Linked DNA regions of Mus musculus: regions 1 and 2 are each linked to region 3. The links are chromatin loops, found by intact Hi-C in ENCODE. Cell type or tissue: left cerebral cortex. All regions are shown on one strand. Region 1 has its middle 37 kb from the start of Gm35569. Region 2 overlaps Slc4a8 (solute carrier family 4 (anion exchanger), member 8). Region 3 holds the start of Gm52176 (a long non-coding RNA gene).

The links. Peaks named below come from ENCODE experiments on the same cell type or tissue, not always from the same donor. Only the 100,000 strongest peaks of a DNase experiment are listed, where the experiment ranks them.
Region 1: it touches region 3 in a loop (4-fold over the local background); 4 of 42 quality-filtered maps call a loop at or near these places.
Region 2: a loop joins it to region 3, with 4 times the contacts of the local background. A loop is called at or near these places in 3 of 42 quality-filtered maps.

Annotation. Positions count from the first base shown.
Region 1 is chr15:100,867,346-100,875,345 of GRCm38, forward strand. It overlaps a transcript of Scn8a not described here. Among named protein-coding and RNA genes, the nearest start is that of Gm35569, 37 kb to the left of the region's middle. In left cerebral cortex, a CTCF peak has its summit at 3,280 (motif pointing left); DNase peaks (open chromatin) are centred at 2,656, 3,138, 3,596, 3,865 and 7 more places; H3K4me3 peaks cover 4,485 bases; H3K27ac peaks cover 3,305 bases.
Region 2 is chr15:100,822,022-100,830,021 of GRCm38, forward strand. It overlaps Slc4a8 (solute carrier family 4 (anion exchanger), member 8), which reads left to right. Exons shown (of 25, transcript NM_021530.2): 25 at 1-1,950. It overlaps Gm35569 (a long non-coding RNA gene), which reads right to left. Exons shown (of 2, transcript XR_384456.4): 2 at 3,938-4,462. Among named protein-coding and RNA genes, the nearest start is that of Gm35569, 8.0 kb to the right of the region's middle. In left cerebral cortex, CTCF peaks have their summits at 55 and 4,583 (motif pointing right); DNase peaks (open chromatin) are centred at 594, 1,629, 1,894, 3,481 and 3 more places; H3K27ac peaks cover 3,752 bases.
Region 3 is chr15:100,920,142-100,928,141 of GRCm38, forward strand. It overlaps Gm52176 (a long non-coding RNA gene), which reads right to left and starts at 2,268. Exons shown (of 3, transcript XR_003951486.1): 1 at 2,053-2,268. It also overlaps a transcript of Scn8a not described here. In left cerebral cortex, a CTCF peak has its summit at 3,524; DNase peaks (open chromatin) are centred at 1,728, 1,972, 2,794 and 3,516; H3K27ac peaks cover 2,683 bases.

The sequences.
Region 1 (8,000 bases), 53 kb before region 3:
ACCATGGTTACCCTCTCTGTCTAGGATGGATAACCATGGTTACCCTCTCTGTCTAGGATGGATAACCATGGTTACCCTCTCTGTCTAGGATGGATAACCATGGTTACCCTCTCTGTCTAGGATGGATAACCATGGTTACCCTCTCTGTCTAGGATGAATAACCATGGTTACCCTCTCTCTCTGTCTAGGATGAATAACCATGGTTACCCTCTCTGTCTAGGATGAATAACCATGGTTACCCTCTCTGTCTAGGATGAATAACCATGGTTATCCTCTCTGTCTAGGATGAATAACCATGGTTATCCTCTCTGTCTAGGATGAATAACCATGGTTACCCTCTCTGTCTAGGATGAATAAAAACAGACTCCCTAGAAGAAGTCACAAAGTGTATGTTATGTACAGATAAACACACGAGTCCCCTCTCCCCACCCCACCCCCCCAATCCCACACCTTTTATAGAGGAATGCTAACGGGTCCAGTCTTGTCCTGTTTCCTTTGGGTAATCTGATCTTAAGTTAGCCAAGTTGCAAAATACAGAAAAATCACCTGTACTTTTATATAGTTCCAGTGAATAATGGGAAATCGAAATGTACAAATTGTTAAGTGACCCATCTGACACACACACACACACACACACACACACACACACACACACACACACGAAAACAAAACGTTTAGAAATGCACCCTGGAAGGGGAGTAAGACTTGTCTCATGAAAAACTGCAGCCACCAGAGCCCTCGGGAGACCATGTAATGCTTAAACAGGGACCTCATGATGCTAGAACAGAGGCCACGTAATGTTGAAACAGAGACCACGTAATGCTGAAACGGATTCATTGGTTCCGTTGTCAAGGAAGTTTCCCCAATGCTGACTGCTTTAAATTCATGCAGTTTTGATAAAAATTCCAGTGATTTCTTGTTGTTACTATTTGGTAGAACTTGACAAACAGAGTCCAAAGTTTGTAGGCAAATGTGGAAGACCTAGACTTGGAAAGCCAGCATTGGAAAAGCAGAGAGGACAGTGAGAAATGAGAGGCTAGCTGCTGTCATCCTGACCCTGCGTCCCAGCCTTGCCAGAGCTGGGCTGGCAGGCCTGTGTCACGAAGCCCACGGTGCTTTTTGTGCTTAGGAAATCCAGGGTCCCATCAAGCTGTGTGCTCCCCCACCGCACACCACACATGTGTGCTTCCCCACTGCACATCACACATGTGTGCTCCCCCCACCGCACACCACACACGTGTGCTACAACACAGCACACCACACATGTGTGCTCCTCCACCGCACACCACATATGTGTGCTCTCCCACTGCACACAACATACGTGTGCTACGGCACAACACTAAATCTTCCGTGTGTAAAAGGGCTTCTGCTGCTCTATTCCAACGTTTATTTTAAAGCAAGAGTAAGCAAGGTCAGGTAAACATGTAAATGAAACAAGAGTCCAGGACAAGAGCCTTATACATCTGGTGAAACATCTGGTCTATGGAAGAAGAAAAAGTAAATTGGACTTTGCAAAACTTAAGAGTTTTATCAAGAGACAAAAAAATATAAATCCACACTAGGAAACAACATTTGCCAACCATGTGACTTAGAAGATGTATATCTGTAAGAAATATGAATAGTTCAAGTTTCAATAAGCAAACACCCTCTAAAGTATGAAAGACCCAAATAGACAACTTCAACCAGCAGGATTTACTGAGCCAAGACATTTAACACATTTAGTCATTAGTGAAACAGAAGCTAAAACCGCAGTGGAATAATTCATCACACTATTAGAACGGCTAAAATTAAAAAGCCTGGTCATGCCAGATGCTGACGAGGATGTGGGGCACTGATGCCCTACTGTGCTGTGGGCTGATGACCTACTGTGCTGTGGGCTGGAACTGAAATGGCAGAAGCGCTTTGAACAGCAGCTCAGAACCTCCTTTCTTTTTGTTGTTATTTTAGCTTTGAAACATGGGGACCTCCAGCCTGAAACTTGCTATGTTCCCGAGAATGACCTTCTCTGGGTTACGTGGGTTACGTGGCTGGTGTCGGAGAGGCCCCCCAGGGCTTTGAGCATGTGGGCAAGCACGCTACCAATAGAGCACACCTGCAGTCCCTGAATTTTCTTAATTTTGTTAAGTTACCTAAAAGAATCCAGACATTTCCTTCCTAGATATTTATACCCAGAGAGATAAGAGAATGTCTTCATACAAAGATGCATTCATAGCAGATTAATCTGTAACGAGCAAAAACCTGGCGCTAGTTCAAATGTCATCAATAAGCAGTTTAAAATTTGGTATGCCCCTTCATAATGATTATTACCCAGTGGCAAGAAGAAATGAATACCTCGCGGCAGCATAAAAAAAAAAAAACTCAAAATAATCATGCTGAGAGAAGTGTCCTATACCCCTCCCCCCCAAAAAAAAGGTTCATACTGTATGATCCTATTAACTCTGGAAAATGCAAACCAATGTACAGTAATAGAAGATTAGCGGTTGCCTGGGGGAGGCTTGTGTGTGTGGGCAATGCAAAGCTGGATTGCAAAGAGGCACAAGGAAACTTTGGGCATGCCCATCACCTTAGTGTCGAGGAGTTCCTGCACGCACACACATGTCAAAATATATTCTAAACATGGCGCTTACCGTGAGCCAAATATATCTCGAGAAAGCTACTGTAAAATGCATGTAATGGACACATTATGCCACATCCCGTGCTGGGCTGTGTTAGAAAACTGTAAATGCACTTCCCCTTTAGTCTCTACAATAAAGCTATCAGCTTGGTGCCGCGATTGACTGTTCCCTTCTAGTGACAGAACACTGAGGTTTGGACAGGTTGTCACCCGCCACTGCTTAAAGAGGGTGCTGTTCAGTGTCAACTGAATTTGCGTTTCGAGAGACACCGCCAGGAGTCCTCCTCACCTTCACCGTGAAGCTCCTTAGGCATGTGGAAGCAGTTCAAAGGCTCATGCCAACTTCACAGATCTACCCACTGAGTTTGGAGAAGGTAAGGTGACCTCTAAGCTTCCAAACCCGAGGAAGCGTCTTTGCCACTCACGGCAGGCCCCTGTCGTAACACTAGCTTTCATTTGCTGTGCGTTGGATCAGTTGACCAAGGATCAAGTCAGATACTCCGACTGCGGTCGCACGGTGACCGGGCGTGCCCGGGAGCAAGGAGACTCTTGTCATTGACCAGGGCCGCAGAGCATCTATCGGGTGTCGACGCCGGTGCTCGTGGGGCCGGCGGGGGCGTCGCGGAGGCGGGCCCGGGGACGCTCCCAGGCGCTCGGGCGCGGCGCCCCCTGCCGGTCGGGCTCCGGCGCGCATCCAGTCCGGAGCGCCGGGACGCAGGCCGGGGAGCTGGGAGCGAAGAAGGCAGGCGAGCGGGCGAGCGGGCGGCCGGGCGCGCCCGGCAGGGTAGGTGCGGCGGGGCGGGCGCGGGGCGCGGGCGGCCGGGCGGCCGGGCGGCCGGGTAGGAGGACGGGCGGGCGCGGGGCGCGGGCGGGGGGCGCGCGCGGAGGGTCGCGCGGGGGCCCGGCGGCGGGGGCGCGCGGCGGCGCGCGCGGCGCGAGTCATCAATTATGCAAGGGCTCGCGCAGCGCGGGGGGCGGGCGCGGGGAGCGCTCCAAGATGGCGCCCACCGCAGTCCCGCCCGCCGCAGCCTCGGCGCCTCTGCAGTCCGGCCGCGCCTCCCGGGCCCCGCGCTAGGGCCGCCGCCGCCTCGCCCGCCGCCGCCGCCGCCGTAAGTTGCCCCGGAGCCCCCGGCCCGGCGCCGCTCCTCGGCCTGGGCTCCCCTCTCGCCCCGGGACCCTGGAGCGGGCTCGCCCCTCTCAGCCCGGGGCTTTGCCGCAGAGCGCACGGCGCGGCTCGCGGGCCGCGGGGCTCACGGGGCTCGCGTGGCCGCCGTGGAGCGGGGTTTATGCCCTTCGTGCTTTGCACGGGTGTTTGGAAGTCTTGCTTCCTTCTACGGTGTTTGCCGGGGTTCCTGAGGAGGATGGGGGACCACCAGCTCCCACCCCTGGACACCCTGCCCTCCAGGTTGCCTGGTCGTCCAGGGACGCGGGCTTGCCCCGGTGTCCCCTCGGCGCTGCAGCCGGCACCCAGCCCCCAGTGCCAGCCCGGCCGGGGCTCTCGGGCTGCTCTGCAGCCCCTCTTCTCTGCCCCCTCCCCCAGTCCTTACTGGATCCTCCCTCATTCGGCTCCACATTGCTAACAACTGCAGAAGCCGGGGGACTCATGGGCTCGTGGGGCAGTCAGGACACCTCCTGTCCTTCACTCCTTTACTTGGATGTATCATTCCCCCTCTCGCCAGGGTGCTCAGGGATTGTGTTGGAGCCCCTCGCGACCTTCCTTAGCAGGTTAGGATTCCTGCATCAGAGTACATCACTTTCAGAATATCCCCCTTCCCCCACCCCACCCCTACGCCACCCTATGCAGAGCTCGTTCCTCTCCTCGCTCCCTTCCCTCCCCCACCTTACCACGGGCAGCAGCACCCTGGGCTTCTTGTTAGCGTTGGGATACAGAACTGTTTGCCCAGATCCATAGCTTGGATCCTTCCTCTCTGCTTCACCCTTGGTACCCTGGGGACCGCAAAACCTCTGCATTTCTCCGGGGAGCACCGCTCTGTCCTCTCCATTGCCCGCAGCAACCACCGGTGGAGACTTGGCAGTTAACTTTCCGGGCGGTAGTGGGGGCTGTCAGACCCCTTCAGCGTCCCCTAGGTTCGAGTTAGGTTGGAGTGGGAGTTATTTTTCAGCCCAATAAGCAGGAATTCTCCAAACCATGCATTCCTTCCAACTACTCCACCCTGTGCCCTCTCCCTCACTTACACTGCAGTTTTTGAAGCACCGGGGGAATACATTTTATAACTGGAGGTTCCAAGATTCGCATCAGTGTTCATAATCAATGTCATCTGTTGGGGTGGAGGTGGGGGGAAAACATAGAAAAAACTTTGCATTGCACCTGGCCGAACTCGGGCAGGGAGAAATAGCAGGCTGCAAGGTCTGCTGCACAGGGGGAATGGCTTTTAATGCACAGTGGGGTGGGCATCCGGGAAGGCAGGGATTGGAAGCAGGAAGTGTGGGTAAGGGCCTTTAGGGCAAAGGGGGGGGGTGCTTTTTATAACTGTTTTCTCGAGTTTAAACCTGGAGATCCTTTAGGGAGGTTGTATGTGTGTTAGGATCGGGGGATGTCTTAGCTTTCCAAGGAGATTTCGGGTGTGGTAGGTTTTTAAACGTCTCACAGGCTCTCTTCCCTTTTCTCCATGTGCATTAGAAGATATGGGGGAGGGAGCCTTGTTCTTTCCTCAAAAATATGTTTTTGATGTGTAATGCAAATGGCTGGACAACGTTAATACCCAGTAGCAGGATGGCAGGAACCAAGAGGCTCAAACGCTCAAAACGCTGAAAGCTTTTAGCATTTTGTCTGTAACCTGGCTCTTGAAATACTGCAGCATTTTCCTCTGGAACTCATGACCCATAAGGCCTTCAGTTCTCCCTGAAAGAGGATTTGATTGCTGTGTGTGGGGGTAGTGATGGTTTGGTGTTCCGTGAGAATTGTGTCTGTCCTAGAAATTGAAGCTCTCCGGAGAGGGGCTGCAAGCATGTTCTGTGTTCTCAGAACATCTGATGTGTGTAGATATAATATGTCTCTTACTGGGATGTGGTGGGTTTTGTGTAGCAATTTCTGTGATGGTTCAGGCTAGCTAGTCACTGGTTTCTTGGGGTCGCTTTGAGAGACTGACTTTATATGCCTTCGGTTTTCATTTGAGGTTTTGTCAACTTTCCTATAAATATCTGGAAAATTTTCTTTTAAATTAACAAGGATAGGGACTTGGGATATAGTGTATTTAAAAACAAATAGCTATACGGTTGCTTGAAGGAGGACTCTAATCAGTTCACCCTGACGCTCGCTCCTGTCGGCATTGCCTTTCCTTGGCGTTACGCTTGCTAGAGCGGTACCTGCTGCGGTGCTGAAGGACAGCTCCCTGGCTTGTGTGGCTGAAGTCACGGTGGAAGGGACTGGATTCGCTTTGCCGCTATGAACAGCAGGCTTTCCCCGTGATGTGGATCTGCATGTGCATGCGCAGCTGGGTCGTACTTGAGGTTGAAGGTCTGGTTATCACATTTTTCCTACTCCCACGTAACTCCTCACTTCAGCTGTCCCTCACAGAGAGGCAGTGCTGTTTTGGCTTCAGCAGATCGGTATGTAAGGCATACATTCTGCTGACCGCATGGTTTCAGGACCCCCCCCCCCCCCGGTCATTTCAAATAGCAAGAAACTGTCAATATTACGGTAATTTGGTCTTTGCCAGAAGAAATTCGATAGCTAACCAAGTTAAGCTGAATCTGAAGGGTACTTTTGCTAGGTTGATCTAAACAGTGAGCTGGGGATGGGACTCAGCAGGCCAGCTTGCGAACCATTATGTCTCTGTGGTATGCTGGTCTAAAATTGTTTTAAAATCATAGATTAAGAAGGTGGAACATAAAATTCAACTTGCTCAGCCTCCTGCCTCCCTTGGGAATCCTTCTTATAGGACCCCCTCCACTTTGAATACTTTGTTGGTAGGGAACTCAGTGTCACAGAAAATGGCTCACCCCGGTGGTTGAAATACTTTAATCTCTCTTAGAAGGTAACATGTGTCACATTGAAGGACATACTTTGGAACTACATAAGGGGCAAAAGTCTTTCACATGCTTGCTATCATGAAAGCCGAGACAACATTTTGTAGAGAGCTGGAAGACACTCCACCTATTTGAAAAGAATGCAAAGAAACATGGCTACCTAAAGTGAGAGAGGGTTCTATGAATGGAAAGAAAACTCTTTCATGTGCTGGGGTTATGTAACAAGTCTGGAAAGCACCTGATTTACTTAATGGGTGTTTAACCCCTGTGAGTTACACTGGGAAAGGCCTTACGCCCGTACTGTAGAGGAAGTATTAAGGATAGCTTATCCAGAGTGTGCCCAGTTGCCACAGTTATAAAAAATAACAAACACTGGTTGCAGAAATAGTATGGAGGGAAGCCCTGGCTTTTACTGCTCAGCAGGAGCATTGGCCACATGTGCTTGTGCCTTTCAGTTATAAGCTACACTTGCAGAAGTTGCTCAAATGATACTTTCCAAGTTGTAGCTTTCATGTTCTTAGACTCAGGGTCTAATAGACCCAGGGGCTCAGACATTAAGTTGTTACATTTCCATTTGCCTTTCCCCTTAATCCTTTAAACAATTTTCAGGAAACTATCTTTAATGTGAAAGAATTTACCCAGAGTAATCCCCACCCCTTTTTAAGTCTCTTGGCTAAAATGTAGCACATTAATTAGAGGGATAAAGACCCCCAGTCAGTAACTTGATGACCATTGTCATCCAGTACTTCCCAGGTGTAAGACACTGTATCAGACATGGACACATTTGCTAAATAGCACCAACTTAGAAACCATGACCTGCTCGAAACCGTGGCTGTAAGAGAGCCAGAGGTAGAAACACAACTTTGGCCCTGTGGGCATATCGATCGGAGAAATGTTGTGTGACTGTCAGGTTAAGCTCAGTGGTTTTTACCTAAAAATAGTTTTCAAAAGGGTGGAAAATAAATGTGGGGAAAGAGAAAGGAGAAGGCAGCTGAAGTTGTTTCTGTCCCTTTGTGAAGTTAGGACACATAGTCAAATGCTATGTCATGGAATAAGGAAAAGTAACCCAACCAATTGCCATTGTCGAAGGTAACTACAGGCCTTGGACAGAGCTAGTTCAAATCCTGACTTGGCTACTTGCTTTTTAACCTCGGGCAAGTTATCTAGTTTCTCTGGGTTTGTAAACATAGGAGTAATAATGCCTTCAATGCCACGCTTGTGGGGATTATATAAAATCTGCTTCCGTCCTCTCGAGGTTTGGCAGCTTAGTGGGTATTTGCATGTGTATCTGATATATATGTAAGTTTCAGTAGTCTGAAAGCAGATAATTCCTGGAAGTCTGCGCAGGAGGCGGGGTCTGCAGGTTCCTTAACCTGAATGGACATTGCTAGTCTCA
Region 2 (8,000 bases), 98 kb before region 3:
CTGTTTTTCTTGCTCCTACAATCGCGCGCTTGCAACGCTGAGGGCTCACTGGCGCCCTCACCTGTGCCAGTCTATGAGAAAGGGCCACACTCTGTTCTCGATTCGAACTTTGAACTTTCTATCAAATACTCTTAACTTCCCCAAAATTTTAAATTAAACTAACTTCCCCAAACTACTTTAAATTGGGAATTCCATAAAATCATTAATTCATGTAAGCAGCATTATCTCAGGAATGTTCATCTTCAGGTTGATCTTCAGGAAACTTGCCCCACAGAGTGGGCTACCACCCAGAAGTGGTCACTCCAGGCTACGGAGGCAGTGAGTGTCTCACTATGTCAAGTACATGAGGGATATAGCAGTGACAAACATGAGAAGGCACAGCAGTAGCAAGAAGCATCCCTGGGACGAAGCCCCTAGGGCTGGACATCTCCAGGGCACACCCACCCATCACAGCCAAGCAGAGCTGCAGGCTCCAGGGCACACCCACCCATCACAGCCAAGCAGAGCTGCAGGCTCCAGGGCACACCCACCCATCACTGCCAAGCAGAGCTGCAGGCTCCAGGGCACACCCACCCATCACTGCCAAGCAGAGCTGCAGGCTCCAGGGCACACCCACCCATCACAGCCAAGCAGAGCTGCAGGCTGGCTCCAGGAAGCTCACTTGCCCACTGCAGCTCCCCCTGCATGGCGTTCACCGTCCCTTGGAGGAAAGAATCCCACTCGGAGCTCCTCACTGTGCCACAGCTAAGGCGGCCGCTGATGCTCCCAGGAGAGGGACTGGATGGCTATGTTCTGACGTGACAAGTTGAGGGACTGAGAATCCTTAAGCTCCCATGCTCACCTGTATTGATCTCCATTCACCGTAAACAGAAAAACACGTCCAGAGGCCAAATAGAGGCAAACTTTCTACTGTAGATAAAAATGACTCTTGGTATCTGCCTCCAACAGCCTTGGTTTTTCAAGGCAGGGTCTCACTGTGTAGAGCAAGCTAGCCTTGACCTTGCTGTAACTTTCTTGCCTCCCAGCCGCTGGGTCAAGCATGCACAACCATACCTGGCTTTGCCCTTGGTCTCTCTTAGGCGGACTCAGTTCTTCTTCAGTACCTTTTTCTTTGTGGCCAGAAAGGAGAATTCGTGAAGTAATGCGGTTTGGAGTGCATGAGAGGAATGCCGTCTTCTCATTCACAGGCATAAATTGTCTTAGGTTCTGTGCTCAGTGGGAATGGATTGGTTTGCGCGCGGGGGAGCGGGGGGGGGGGGCCGAAGAGAAGAGGAACAGCGTCCCCCACTCCAGAGCTAACCCACCCTGAGGATCAGAGGATAGAGTTTTCCACTAAGCAGGGTTTCCTGAGCAACAGGGAGGCCCTCCATCCCTCACACCCACAAACCTTTTCTAAGCCCAGAAGCAGTCTTGACGTGGACATCGCTTTCAGGGTTTATGGGTGACTTCAGCGTGCATGGTTTCACTTGTGCAACAGTGCGAGGCACCAGCCTGAGTGTGCAACCTCTCCTTTTGTGAAAGAAACCAAAATTCTTCCTGTGTCTCCTCCTCTCTGGTCTCTGTGTGTTGATTGGTTAGAAGTGGCTGATGGTGTCCCTTGGAGAGCAGAGCAACCTTCCCATGGAAGGGGACACTTTGAGGTGCTGGTGTGTCTCCCTCATTTTCTATGTTCTTCTCTCTAGTAGGTCTCAAGTAGAGACAGATATTTTTGTTTTAGAGATTCCAAAGTCTATATTTTTAGTGTAAGAAATGTACCCTCTCCACACTTCATGTCGTAAATAGAACTGGGAATAAGATGTGCAATTGTGATCACCCTGTAACAATGTATGGTAGACATGAGGCCCCGGGGCAGGTGACTTGGTGTGTCTCTGAGCCCTCCTCTCTGCCTGCCCACACACATGTGTGCTCAGCTCTTTGAGTGACAAATAAAGCCCATGTTATAAACTGATTGCTTCTGTGCTGGTTTTCCCATCTGAGTTCAGATTGTGTGGAGAAGAATCGTGAACATGGGCAAAACAGGGTGGGTGTCTGCTGAGGAAGTGCAGAAAGGCTCTTAGCTCCTTCGAACCTGGCTGGAACCTGGCTGGCGCAGTCCTGAGCAGAGTCCCTGCTGAGTCGTGGCACAGGCTCAGCAGAAAAGTAAAGTGACCATTTCGAAGATACTCCTGGACTGTGGAGACCATTTGCCAATATCCAAGCACTACCCATTGCCTCAAATCACAGATGTTAGAATCTGGCCCTTGGAAGCTGCTTCTGGAAGAGTCGGGGTGTACTTGATTACTTTAACTCTTAAACTTCACCGTTCAAGGGTCAGCAACTGAGTAAGAACAGAGCTACTGAGGGGATGAAAGAAAAGGGTACGCGCAGAGCCAGGCAGGCCTCCTGACCAGAAGCATCCTGAGCCCAGTGGCCCAGGGCGGACATTGAGAGAAGCAAGAGAGCGAGCGAGCGTCAGGTGAACTGGGCCTGCCTTGGGCTGGTTTTCTAACCCCTCAGCAGTGTGCGCATGCCCTCTGCCTCACAGGGAGACAGACTGCGTCTGGTTTTGAGTACAGGGGACGCTGCACTTGCAGGATGCAGCCAGCTCTGAAGAGCGAGCCATGCAAGGCTCCGGACACTGGTGCTCCCGAGGGCAGGGCAGCATCCTTGCCACGCCCAGGGTTAGGAGTCTCTTGATAAAATGTCCTTGGGAAGCACCTGGCTCACAGTGTAGTAGTAGCTCACACAAGACAAGCGTTCCTGGGGAGATGGTCAGTTTCTGTGCTGTCTCCCCTTTTTAGCCTCACCATTCCAAGATGGCTCCCGAAACTCTAGTGTAAGTTAAATTAGCCAAGATAACTTTCACGTGCAGGAGTGGTGGCAATGTCTCCCTCTTGCCCTCTCTTACCACCCCCTCCATCTTTCATCTAAATAGTGGGGAGAGTCTCAGAAGCAGCCTCCATACCCTGAGTCAGACCTGGGTCACACACCCATCTCCTGAGATGGAAAAGAAGGACAGATGGTCACGGCCCATTAGGCTTCGTCCTCTGGAACAGGAACTCACTTCCCTGGTCACACCCTAACACCCGTGCAGAATCAGAGTTCTGAGTAAAGGCTAAGTGAGCCCAGGGGGATGCTGACCCGCGGAGCCTCCTGCAGACCTGGACCCCCTGAAGAGAACGGCAGGAGCTCCCTGTGCCAAGGTCAGGTTGCCCCCCCCCCCGCCCCGAGATTCCTCTTCTCCCAAGATCCACTCGATGCTCCCCCTCAAACAAACAGAAGCTCCAGAGGGTGCACGGAGAGGGAGTGCACGGGTGGAGCGCGCGCGCGCACAGGTACCGTGTGCACGCACAGGTGCGGCTCTCCTCAGACACTGCAGATGCAGGCAGGCTTGCAGGCAGGCGGGCGGGGCTGAGCATCAGCTGCTGGAGCGCCTCACTTGCCAGGCCTCCCCTCCAGCTAGCACGTTCCCACCCGGTTCTAGAACGCTCCCCTGCACGTGAGCTCTTGCCCAGGCTCTCTCAGCTTCGCCACCTCCAGATTCATCCAGCTTCAGCCCCCACAGCTCCCGGCTTTGCCTTCTCTGCGCTTCCAAACCCTGATCCTCAAGCCTGCAGTGAGTCCTGCTCGTCTTCGTAGGCCACAGTACAGGGAGGGCCCTGACAACTCAGGGGCCAGGGAAGAGGGGAGTACTGGGGCCGGGAGGGGGGGGGGAGAAGAAGAGTGTGGTGAGGCAGTAAAGTCTAAAGTCCATGGCTACGGGGCTGGAAACTTGCTTCAACAGTTAGGAGCAGTGGCTGCTCTCCCTGGAACCCACATGGCAGCTCACAGCGATCTGTAACTGCAGTCTCAGGACATCCGAAGCCTACCCCTGTCCCCCACAGGCACACAAGAGGTGCACAGACATACACCCAAGCACAACACCCATACACATAAAATAAAAAATTAAACTGAAAAAGAAAACAAAAGACTGTGAAGGACTCTGGTTGTCAGTTTCTCTCAGGAAACAAGAGCCCAGAGACACCGCACTGCTGTGTTGGGTTGCCTTAGTCAAAGGCTTTCTCCAGATTCCAACTGGGACATAAACGTAACATTTCCATTTGCTTGGGTATAGCTTTAGGGGCACAGATGCACCTGCTTGCAGAATGCCGCACTGCACACAATCCCACTACACTTACTTCAGAGGTTCAGTCCATTATCATCATGGAGGGAGCATGGCACCACGCAGGCAGACATAGCGCTGGAGAAGGAGTGTTGGCAGCACGTGCAGTGGGAGCTGCAGATGAGGAGAATGTTGCTCCTGGAGATGCTCGTGTAGCTGAGTAGCAGAGCCAAGCTGGGTTCTGTCCAGATGGATGCGATGCTGCCAGGTCTGTGTTCCCAACTTCGGTTCTCTTCAGACTCCACAAGATCCATGTCCTGGGTTTTGTGGGGTTTTTGTTTGTTTGCTTGCTTGCTTCAGTTTGACACAAGCTAGAATTATCTGGAAAGTGGGATTTAAATTGAGAAAAAATGCCTCCATCAGATTGCCTGCCTGAAGGACATTTTTCTTTTTTTCTATTTTAGATTTGTTTTATTTATTTATATGAGTACACTGTAGCTGTTTCCAGACACACCAGAAGAGGGCATCAGATCTTATTACAGATGGTTGTGAACCACCATGTGGTTGCTGGGAATTGAACTCAGGACTTTTGGAAGAGCAGTGAGTGCTCTTAACCACTAAGCCATCTCTCCAATGCCCCCCTTTTCTTTTGTAATCTATTTTTTATTTTTAAAAAATCTTTTCATAAAATATTTTGCTCATGCCGGGCGTGGTGGTGCACACCTCACACCTTTAATCCCAGCACTTGGGAGGCAGAGGCAGGCGGATTTCTGAGTTCGAGGCCAGCCTGGTCTACAGAGTGAGTTCCAGGACAGCCAGGGCTATACAGAGAAACCCTGTCTCGAAAAACCCAAAAAAAAAGTATATATATATATATATATATATATATATATATATATATATATATATATGTGTGTGTGTGTGTGTGTGTGTGTGTGTGTATGTGTATATATATATGTATATATATGTATGTATGTATATACACATGTATGTGTGTATATGTATGTATATGTGTGTGTGTATATATATATGTGTATATATATATATATATATATACAAACATGATATATATACATATATATATATCATATTTTCCTCTCCCCCAGTCTCCCAGATCCCCCCCACTCCCTATGCACCCTACTTTGTATGTTCTTTCTCCAAGAGAAAAAAAAGGAAAGAAAAACACCCAAGAAATTTCCAACAACAAAAAAAGCACACAGAAAAGAATCCCACAAAACCAAAAAATCAAAAATCAAACAAAAGTTTATAAAAATAGCAGTAGTACATTTTCTTGATTGACGATTGATGTAGAAGGTGGTGTCGTCGCCCTTGAGCAGATGGTTCTGGGGTATCTAGGAATGCAGGCTGAGCAAGCCAGTAAGCAGCAATCCTCCCTGGCCTCTGCTTCAGTCCCAGCCCCTAGGTTCCTGCCCTGACTTCCTCCAGTGATGGCTTTCAGTGTGATGTGCTGATGTGCGTGCGAGTCAGGTAACGCCTTTCCCTAAGCTGCTTCCTTTATCCCAGCAAGAGGAAGCAAGGTAGGGCAGCTCCTAACCCTGGGTCTGCATCTAAAACAGCCGGATCCGTAAGGAAGGAGAAAAGGTCATACCAGAAAACAAAACACCAAAGCTACACTAGCTGGGGGACGCCCCAACTACACTGCCCGCAACAAGAGTCAAGAAGTCAAACCAGAGCTCAAATCCTTATCCCGGAATCGTGCAACAAATCCAAACAGTAAAACACTCATACATGCCCTGAAAGCGTTTGTTCCAAACACTGGACATGCAACTTTCCCCCCTTCCCAAATGGCCAAACAACCTGGAAAGCCTTTCCCAGGAGAAAGGCCCCTTCAGATGCCAGGAAACAAAACACTGATCAGGTGTCCTGGCGGATAGGTTGTGACATAAGCCATTACCTGCCTCGACCTGCTCAGGTGTCACTGGGCCTGATGGTGGTCAGGCCTCACAGTGACCAGTATGGTCTGTTCAGAGGCCTCTGGAGAAAGAGAGAAGCCCAAAGCACATTTTTAAAAGGAGCTGCTGAGAGGGAGGGGGAAGAGACTCAGAGTCCTGGGCTCTTCTCGTGTTTCTCCCCAAAACTCCGGTTTGGAGCACCTACCTGTAAACGGCAACATCGGAGTTCCCCAGGCGTGGTAGGCAGCAAGGGTCCTGTCAGTGCCAGGGAAGCCAAAGAAAGGAGCCCTGAGGTGGGAGGACTGACGGTGCTGCTGACAGTTGTGCTGAGTCAGATGCTATTGAACATAAGCAATGGTGTACTCACATAAAATAAATAAATCTTAAAAAAAAGTTAGGAGCCAGAGGAAGACCTTAAATCCTGGCCAGGACTCCACTAAGAGAGATGGATGCTCAGAGAATAACCTTGACGTAGCTCGATCAATACAGAAGTGACAGGAATGGGGTAGTCGGAGACACAGGAAAACCACAGGCTAGATCCAAGGAGCAACTGCACCTGGGGCGTGGGGTAGGTGGAGCGAAACATGTTCCAGTGTTTCCTCATGTTCCACCTGAGGAAAATGCTCCAAAGACACGCAAGGGCCAGATTATCTCATGGGAAGCTGAGTGTGTGCATGTAGGTCTGTGCTGTGTAGTGTGTGCCCATGTGAGTGTGTAGAGGCCACAGGGTGATGTTTTCCTCTGTCGCTCTGCATCACCTTTTTCAAGGCAAGATATCTCACTGGAGCTAATCACATCCACTGGGCTGGCCAGCCCGTGAGCTCAGAGATTCCGGTCTCTGCTTCAACCCCAGTGTGGGATTATCGGCACATGTGCACATTTCTGGCCTCTTACAGGGGAGCTGGAGATTTGAACTTTTACAGCAAGTGTTCTTACCCACTGAACTATCTTCCCAAGCTCTAGACATTTTTGTCTTTAAAGAACTGTTTTCTCAGAGGCAAGAGCGATGCCTCAGCAGTTAAGAGCACTTGCTAGTCTTGCAAAGGACTCTAGGCGGATTCCTAGCATCCCAGTGAGGCAGCACACAACCATCTGCAACTCGGGTTACATTGTATCTGATGCCCTCTTCTGGCTTCTGCAGGCACCAGGTATGTATGCAGCACATGCATGCATGTGCAGAGAAAACACACACAAATAAACTTTTTAAAACTTTTTTTTTCTTTCAAGATTAATAACCGCTGGTCTGGAGGTGTAACTCAGCACTGAGTTCCCGCTTGGCATGCATCAAAGGCTGTGTTCAGTCTCCTATTGCCACAGACTTATTAAACTTATTTAAAAGTGTGTGTTATTCGTGTGTGCACGTACATACGTGTACATATAAAGAGGCCAGAGGTCAACATGGGGTATCTCCCCCCTCTCACTTTCCATGTTACCTATCCAGACAGGGTCTCTCACTGAGCTTATAATTAGCTGACTGACTAGACTGGCTGGCCAGCAGCCCCTTGGATCCTCCTGTCTCTGCCTCCCAGCACTGGGATTAATTAGCCACAGACACCTGCACATGTAAAATGCTCTTTACGTGAATGCTGGGAGCCCAGACTCATCATTTTGCACAGCGAGCACTTCCCCTACTCAGCCACCTATTTAGAGCTATTACTTGTACAAATTAATAGAGTTCACTGTGAGATTTCCATATAAGCAAATATCACACACCCTGGCCACACCCACTGACCCAGTACCAGGACCTTTGTACCTTGGTACCAACCCCGCCAACACTAGAGGAGGGGGCGCCAGGGTGCTACAGGTGTGGAAGGGTGAACAGGAAAGGACAGGAGCCTCTGACAGGGATAAGGAAGGGTGCTGCAGACAGACAGCATTTCCTGGGAGCAGGCTGGGAGAGGGGAGGGCGGTGAAGAGTGGGTGGGGAACAGATGTCTGAGCTGAGAGGAGGGCGCAAACGGGTGATGGGAAGAGAGAGTGGGATGGGGCTGTCTGCTTCTGAGGCA
Region 3 (8,000 bases):
CGTGGCCCTGCTTCAGCCAGAGAGAAATACTCTTGTCTGATTTCTGTCTTATTTGAAGTGAAGAGGCCACTGAGAACCACAATACAACTTATTACCCAGAAGTCTCCACAGCATGACTGACAGGTAACAGGATATGTCCCTGATGACTGACAGGTCATGCCATAGGAGATGTGCCTGATGTCTGTTTCTGAATTCTCAAGTTTCTAGAGTTAGCCATGATACACACTAAGAACTGCTTGTTGAAGGGATGAATTATTGGACCTGGTCATGGTAAGGGCCAGTTGAATAGTACTAGACCATTGCTGTATGTGTCCATGTGTGCCTGGCTGTATCCTGCATGTGTGCCTGGCTGTATCTTCCAGACATGCCTGGCTGTATCCTCCATGCATGCCTGGCTGTATCTTCCATGTTTACCTGTCTGTATCCTCCATGTGTACCTGTCTGTATCCTCCATGTGTGCCTATCTGTATCCTCCATGTGTGCCTGACTGTATCCTGCATGTGTGCCTGGCTGTATCTTCCAGACATACCTGGCTGTATCCTCCATGCATGCCTGGCTGTATCTTCCATGTTTACCTGTCTGTATCCTCCATGTGTACCTGTCTGTATCCTCCATGTGTACCTGGCTGTATCCTCCATGTGTGCCTGTCTGTATCCTCCATGTGTGCCTGGCTGTGTCCTCCATGTGTGCCTGTCTGTATCCTCCAGACATGCCTGGCTGTATCTTCCATGTTTACCTGTCTGTATCCTCCATGTGTACCTGTCTGTGTCCTCCATGTGTACCTGGCTGTATCCTCCATGTGTACCTGGCTGTATCCTCCATGTGTACCTGGCTGTATCCTCCATGTGTACCTGGCTGTATCCTCCAGGCATGCATGTTCCAGCCTTTATTCAGTTCATGGTTCTTTTACTGAGTTAAGTCATTGCTTTTTCTCCCTTAGGCCTCTATGTTTTGGAATTGGTAATCTCTCCACAGAAGCCAGCTGTGTTAATATGCCAGAGACTAGACAGCTAGTTAGTTTAGTGTCCTGGACTCAGGAATGGAATGGTTAGGGGTGGTAGGTCAGTAAAGGGTTAACCAGACAGATAGGCATGAGTCTCATTGTGTGGTCTCAAGGGCACCTCCTTGGGCATCATTTTTCTCATCACCAACATGGGATAATGGCACTAACCACCTGAGAGGGATGTTGGAGGGTGAAAAATGGGTATAACAGGACTACTAACAGGCTCTCGGGTGTATGTGCTTGGGCCAGGGTTGGCACACATCTTTAATCACAGCACTTGAGGCAGAGGCAGGTGGATCTCTTTGAGTTAGAAGCCAGCCTGGTTTACATGGAGAACACCAGGACAGCCGGGGCTATTTAGCGAGAACCCTCAGCAGAAACCAACACACACATAAAGAGCGAGGCATGGTTGTGCATGGCACCTGTAACCATCCCTCACCGTGTGGGGTGGTCAGCCACTGGAGGGTCACTGGGGCTCCCCAGCCAACAGCCTAGCTCCAGGTTTTGTGAGAGACCCTGTCTCGGGGGTGGGGGAGGGCAGGGTAAGGCTGAAACAGAACTAGCTATGGAAGTGGAAAGCCTGACAAGAGAAACAGCTGGGCTCTGGTCAGCTCGCGGGAAGAGTTGGTGATCAGAGGCTCTCTGCTTCTTTTCACTTTAGCTTCTTCAGCTTCAGTTCGTCCCAGGAATTCCTTGCATCGTGACAGCGAGGCACTTCCTGATTTGGTCCTGCCCTCTCATTCTGTGAAAAGGCAGCGGAGGTGGTTTTGCCTTGCACTAGGGTTACTGCCCAACTTTCCGATGCACTATTGCTGTGGATTTCATACCTGGGAAAGAAATGTCAGTTAACAGGTACCCATGCTCCTAAATGGACCACAGTGTTTAGAAAGTTCTAACTCTCCTGTCTAACGAGATGGCTCTTGAGCCAGAGTGAGACCCGCTTGTGGCTTGTGCCGAGTGTCCTATGCCGAGCTGTCGTGGGAGGGAGGAAGTAGCTGTACTCACGAACAAAGATAATCCTAGTTATAACGGAGGGGGAAGCAGTTTACCTGGAGATTTCTGTTCTGTTCCTCTGCAGTTAAGTCAGCTTGAATCCACGGAGTGTGGTTGGATTAGATCACCCTTCTGACTGAAATGCAAAGGTTCAAGTTTTGTTTCAGCTTAAAAAGACTTAAGTGGTGAAGAGAATAGAGCTCAGCCTGTTGTGTAGGATGCAGGAGCACAGAGCACAGGCATGCCACAAATTTCGGATCGGCCATGTTATGCACATGCGCACAGGTGTCCACGTCACGCACATGCGCACAGGTGTCCACGTCACGCACATGCGCACAGGTGTTTAAAGGCCAAAGTTCCTTATTGCTTTCTTCCTCTCAGTTTTTTTTCACCTTTTTAATCTCAGTTGTTTTTTTTTTTTTTAATTATCTGTTTTGTGTGTGCGTGTTCATGTGCTTCAGCATGTATGTGAAGGTCAGAGACAACTTGGAGGGAGTCTGTTCCAGGCTTCCGTTGTGTGGGTCCCCGTTACTGAACTTAAGTCATTAAGCTTGGCGAGAAGTGCCTTTGTTCACTGAGGCTCGTATCTGGCCCCACCTTACTTTTTGACGCAGGTTCTCTCACTAAAACTGTACTCCCCTGTTGGTTAGACTGGTTGGTGAATGAGCTCCGGTGAGCCACCTGTCTCTGCCTTCACAGTCCTGGGACCTTAAGCGTGGCCGCTGCACCCAGCTTTTACTGAGGTCCTTACACTTGTATAGCAAGAGTTTCCGTGACTGACACATATTCCCAGCCCCATAAATAGGATGATGAATTCCTACCAAGAATCTTAACATTTTTAGGTCAAAACATCCAAGTACTAAATGTACTTATATTGGATGCTTACATGCTTTCTAAGTGTCTCCTGACAGTTACAGGTCATGGGTGTGCAGTTGGCTCTGTATTAGGATTCTTTCAAAGAATTCCAGAGGCAGATGTCAAGGCTTCTTCAGGGAGATGTGCATTTTTAGGTATCCCGGAGTAACTGTCTTAAAAGGATCAGAGCAGACCAGCTGTTGCGAATAAGGGGCACTTGATGAGCCCTGGGGAAATGGTGTGAGGCGGAGGAGGAGGAACAAGCTTTAGTAGTGGGCTCACCGGGTAGGAAGGAAGCCAGTGTGCACAGTGCTCCTGGCGAAGATGGCCTTCCAGCCTGGTAGAGAATCCAGCATTTATGGAGAGGCTTTAAGGGGGAAAAAAAGTTTAAAATGATTAAAATTAAGTGCTGACAAAATTGTTTCGTTTCAGTTCTAGAACTGTTAAATATCTCCAAAAATGAAATCTGTAAGACAGAAAGAAAATTGGCATGCTCACATCTAGTTGTCACTGGAAGGAGGAGGAGCCCAGGGAGCGGGGACAGTGTAAACCGTCCATCTGGCCGCGTTTCTTTCTCCTACGCGAGGAGCCGCCCACCTTCCTCCCATGCGGGGCCACTCCTCTGGCTGATTCCATGAGCTCACAGCAGATGCACAGAGCTGGCTCACCGACAGGCCTGAATACAGCTTCGGTTCTCCTGCGACCATTTGTCTCCCTTTGGTTCTAGCTAAACCTCATCTGAGCTTCAGAACCACGTGGCTGGCTGCCTGTCTGGCATCCCCGTTAGGATGCGTCAAAGCGCCTCAGCCTAGGCCTGTTCAAAGCGAAGCCGTTTTAGCTCCAGAGCTGTATGTCACGTCACATTCCTGTCACCGAGTTTCACTACCTCCTACCCATTTGCCCATGACAGAAAGTGGGGCGTTTTTCCTAGTCTCCTGCCTTCGTACCCTCAGTCAGCTGGCCTGCTCAACATGCCATCCGACTGGTGCTACCTGGTCCAGGCTGTCACCGTCTCTACCTGACTAGCCACACAGCTTCTGCCTGGCTCACCTCTAACCTTGTTCCTGCTCCCTTCATGTAGTCTAGGTATTATTGTTGGGAACTCAGATATTGTCTAAACAAAGCTCGTTAAACTTTGTGTCACGGCTTCACTTGTGGCTGAATGAGGAGGCCCTGAAAAAATATTTGTCCTTACACCCACAGAGAAGTATAGTCCTCACCCCTCATCAAAGAAACTTCTTGCAACAGATGGAGACCATGACAGAAAACCACACCAGTCAAAAGGCAGAGTTGCGGAGCTGAGTCCTAACTGACATCTCTACAACATAGCTTCTGCCCCGAAGGCTCGGGGACCATTGCAAGAGAGTTAGTGGAAAGATTGTCAAGGAAAAGGGACAGGGAGTTTACTGTAATTGTGTCTCCTAGGCATGTCAGCAGGTACATACAGTAAGTCTCACCACCAACATGGCTGCCTAAACATGAATTGGAAATAGGCGTGCCCAAGTAGGTAGGGAGAGACCACGAGGCCTCACCCCTACACAAAGGACACAGGCAGCCAAGGAATGGAATGGTGAGAACAGGGAGACAGTCTTCCCTGGGCAGAGGTCATAAATCGTCTATACAATACCAAAAGGTCAGACCTGAGAACACACACAAGTAACCTTTATACAGACTGAGCAGGTTATAGTTAGGTATGTCTCTCTCTCTCTCTCTCTCTCTCTCTCTATATATATATATATATATATATATATACACACACACACACACACACACACACATATATATATATATACATATATATATATTCGCCTGTGCATATAACAACAGCTAATAGAAAAAGAGGCCAAGAGGGCAAGAAGGGGTGAATAGGAGGGGAGTTTGGAGAGAAGAATAGGAAGGGGAAATGAGGTAATTGTATTACAATATCAATTTTTAAAAATAGTCAACAGTGAAAAGATTTCTGAACGCACAAATCAAAATCTAATTCAAAACAAACACCTAATGGGTTCAAGCTGTCACCTGGCGTGACATCACTGCGGCCTTCATTCTGAACAGAACGCATGTGCTGCACTGGGGGGTGCCAGAGCGGGGCTCTGCAGTGCAGCGCCAGAGGAGGGTGTCCACAGTGCAGCACCTCCCCACAGGGGAGGGGGCGGCGTCTGCAGTGCAGCACCAGCTCAGGGTGGGGTGGAGGGTAGGGGAGGCACCTGCAGTGTAGTACCAGAGGGACAGGGTGGCGCCTGCAGGGCAGGGGGGTGAGGGCTGGGGAGGAGGCCTGCAGTGCAGCACCAGCTCACCAGCCAGCTCCGAGTGGGTTGGGGGGTGGGAGGCCCCTGCAGTGCCTAAGCTCAGATTCAAGCATCATGTTTGAAGCTGCAGTTATTATTCTGTTTATCGGTTCTCTGGTCTGGTAGAATCAGAATGATTTTCACAGAAAGTCGTTTTAACAGTTTCCTGTATTGTTCCTCGGCTTGTAGCAAAGCAGTGCATCCTTAGTTTGCTTTGTGTCGAGCAAGCAAGCACCTCCTCCTTAGCTTTCATCACCAATAAACAGTAAATTATATGCACGTCAGAGTTGCTTCTTTACAATCTAATAGTGCAAGCTTGACTGATGTGCCTATTTTGTCTACCTCCTCCTGGGGGCCTATAAAAATGTCTTGAGAGGAAAAAGAGAATTTCTTGAGTAGACAAGTTTGTGAAGCCCTGAAGTAGGCCATGGCTGCCCTCTTAAAGCCTGCGGTCTGCTTCTCACTTTCAGGATAAAACAAGATGGCCTCTCATGCCAGCAGGGCTCTGCCTTCCTGGTGTGGATTTCTGAGTCTACTCAGGATTTTCGCAGTACCTCTGTTGCTTGACCTCCAGGCTCTGTCTCCTTTGAGTGTGATAGTCCATGGCTTGCAGAGCTCCGCCCACCCGTAGAGCTCCTCCCACCCTCCTGCCAACTCCCATGCTAGCAGCCTTAGTGGATGCTGCCTGTACCAGGAGGCCTACCTTGATCCTGCTAAACCAGGCTTGGTGTTCTGCTTTTGTGAGCCTGTAAAAGCTTGCTTTACTTTATCGGAGAGTTTAGCCTACTGTGATTTGCCCATCTACCTACCCTTTACCCCAGAAGACTGCCAGGTCCCTTGTAGACCATAGTGACAATCTTGTTCATCAGAGCATAGTGCTGGTGTGTTAGAAACTCCTATGACACTTGTAACTATAACACGTGTAAGACATTCCTATAACCGGTGTAAGTAACTCCTGTACCGCGTGTAAGTAGACTCATAGACTCTTATAGCACTTACCTCTTCCTTTCCTGTTTCTCCCACTTGCATGCTGTCAAGGCTCATTCATTCTTTGGCACACGTTAACTTTCCTTTTACTTCTAAGGTTGCATAGTATTTCGTTTTATGTACATACCACATCTTATATATCCAGTTCCTGATCATTTGGGCTGTTTGACAACTCTAATAATGCTGCCGAGAATATCTTTTCAAGTTACTGCTTTCAGTTGGTAATATATAGTAATAGGTGGTAATAGAGGATTCCTGAGTTGGGAAGAACTGCCGTGCTCTTCTGTAAAGCCGAGGTTCCTCTGTAAAGATATACAGCTTTATGTTCTAATCAGGCTTGTGCCAGGGCTCCAGCTAGCTAGCTAGTTAGTTAGTTTTGTGTGTTGAGGTAACAAATGCTAGAAAGATGATAAATATACATGTATGTATGTAGCAGGCACATGCATGTGCCATGATATGTGTGTGGGTCTCAGATGACAGCATCTTGGAGTCAGTTAGCTTCTGCTAGCTTGTGGGGGGCTGGGGCCAGAGTCAGGCAGTGTGCAAGCACCCCTACTCCCAAGCTGTCTCAGCAGTCCTTTCGGTTTCTCGACAGCCACCTCAGCCTGTCAATCTCTAGCTCCTTGTTGCTGGCTGTGTTCCCGAGTTAGCCATCCGACTAGCCATTTCCTTCAGGTGTGTGCCTTGTAAACACTTTTTCCGTCCTGTGACTTGCCTTCTCAATCTCTTTTTTTTTTTTCATTTTTTATTAGGTATTTAGCTAATTTACATTTCCAATGCTATACCAAAAGTCCCCCATACCCACCCACCCCCACTCCCCTACCCACCCACTCCCCCTTTTTGGCCCTGGCGTTCCCCTGTACTGGGGCATATAAAGTTTGCAAGTCCAATGGGCCTCTCTTTCCAGTGATGGCCGCCTAGGCCATCTTTTGATACATATGCAGCTAGAGTCAAGAGCTCCGGGGTACTGGTTAGTTCATAATGTTGTTCCACCTATAGGGTTGCAGATCCCTTTAGCTCCTTGGGTACTTTCTCTAGCTCCTCCATTGGGAGCCCTGTGATCCATCCATTAGCTGACTGTGAGCATCCACTTCTGTGTTTGCTAGGCCCCGCTCAATCTCTTGATACGGTCATATAAAGCACAAGATGGTTTGATTTAATTAGTTTTTCTTTTTTGCATGTGTCTCTGTGTGGCACACATTTGCATGTGTGCCTGTTCACATGTGCGTGGGCACATCTGTGTGTAGGTACATATGCACATGTGTGAAGGTGCACTACTGATGACAAGACTCTTTCTCTGTTGCTCCCCACCTCATTCACAGAGACTGGCTCTCTTGCTGAGCCCAAAGTTTCTTCTGGCTAGACCAGACAGACACCCAGCTTGCTCCAGGGATCCTGTGTCCTGGCCTTCCTAGCATTGGGATTAAAAGGCAGATTGCCATGTCCACCTGGCATTTGTGTGAGTGTGGGGATCTGAACCCTGGTCCTTTGAACCTTGTCATGGTTTGAATATGCTTGGCTTAGGGAGTGGCACTACTTGGAGATGTGGCCTTGTTGGAGTAGGTGTGTCACTGTGGGCTTGGGCTTAAGACCCTCACCCTAGCTGCCTGGAAGTGAGTCTTCCACTAGCAGCCTTCAGATGAAGATGTAGAACTCTAAGCATCTCCTGCACCATGCCTGCCTAGATGCTGCCCTGCTCCCCCTTGTTGATAATGGACTGAACCTCTGAACCTGTAAGCCAGCCCTAATTAAATGTTGTCCTTTATAAGGCTTGCCTTGGTCATGGTGTCTGTTCACAGCAGTAAAACCCTAACTAAGACAAACTCAAGGCTCACAAATAACTCCCTAGCCATGTTTTCTTCTGAGTTTCATAA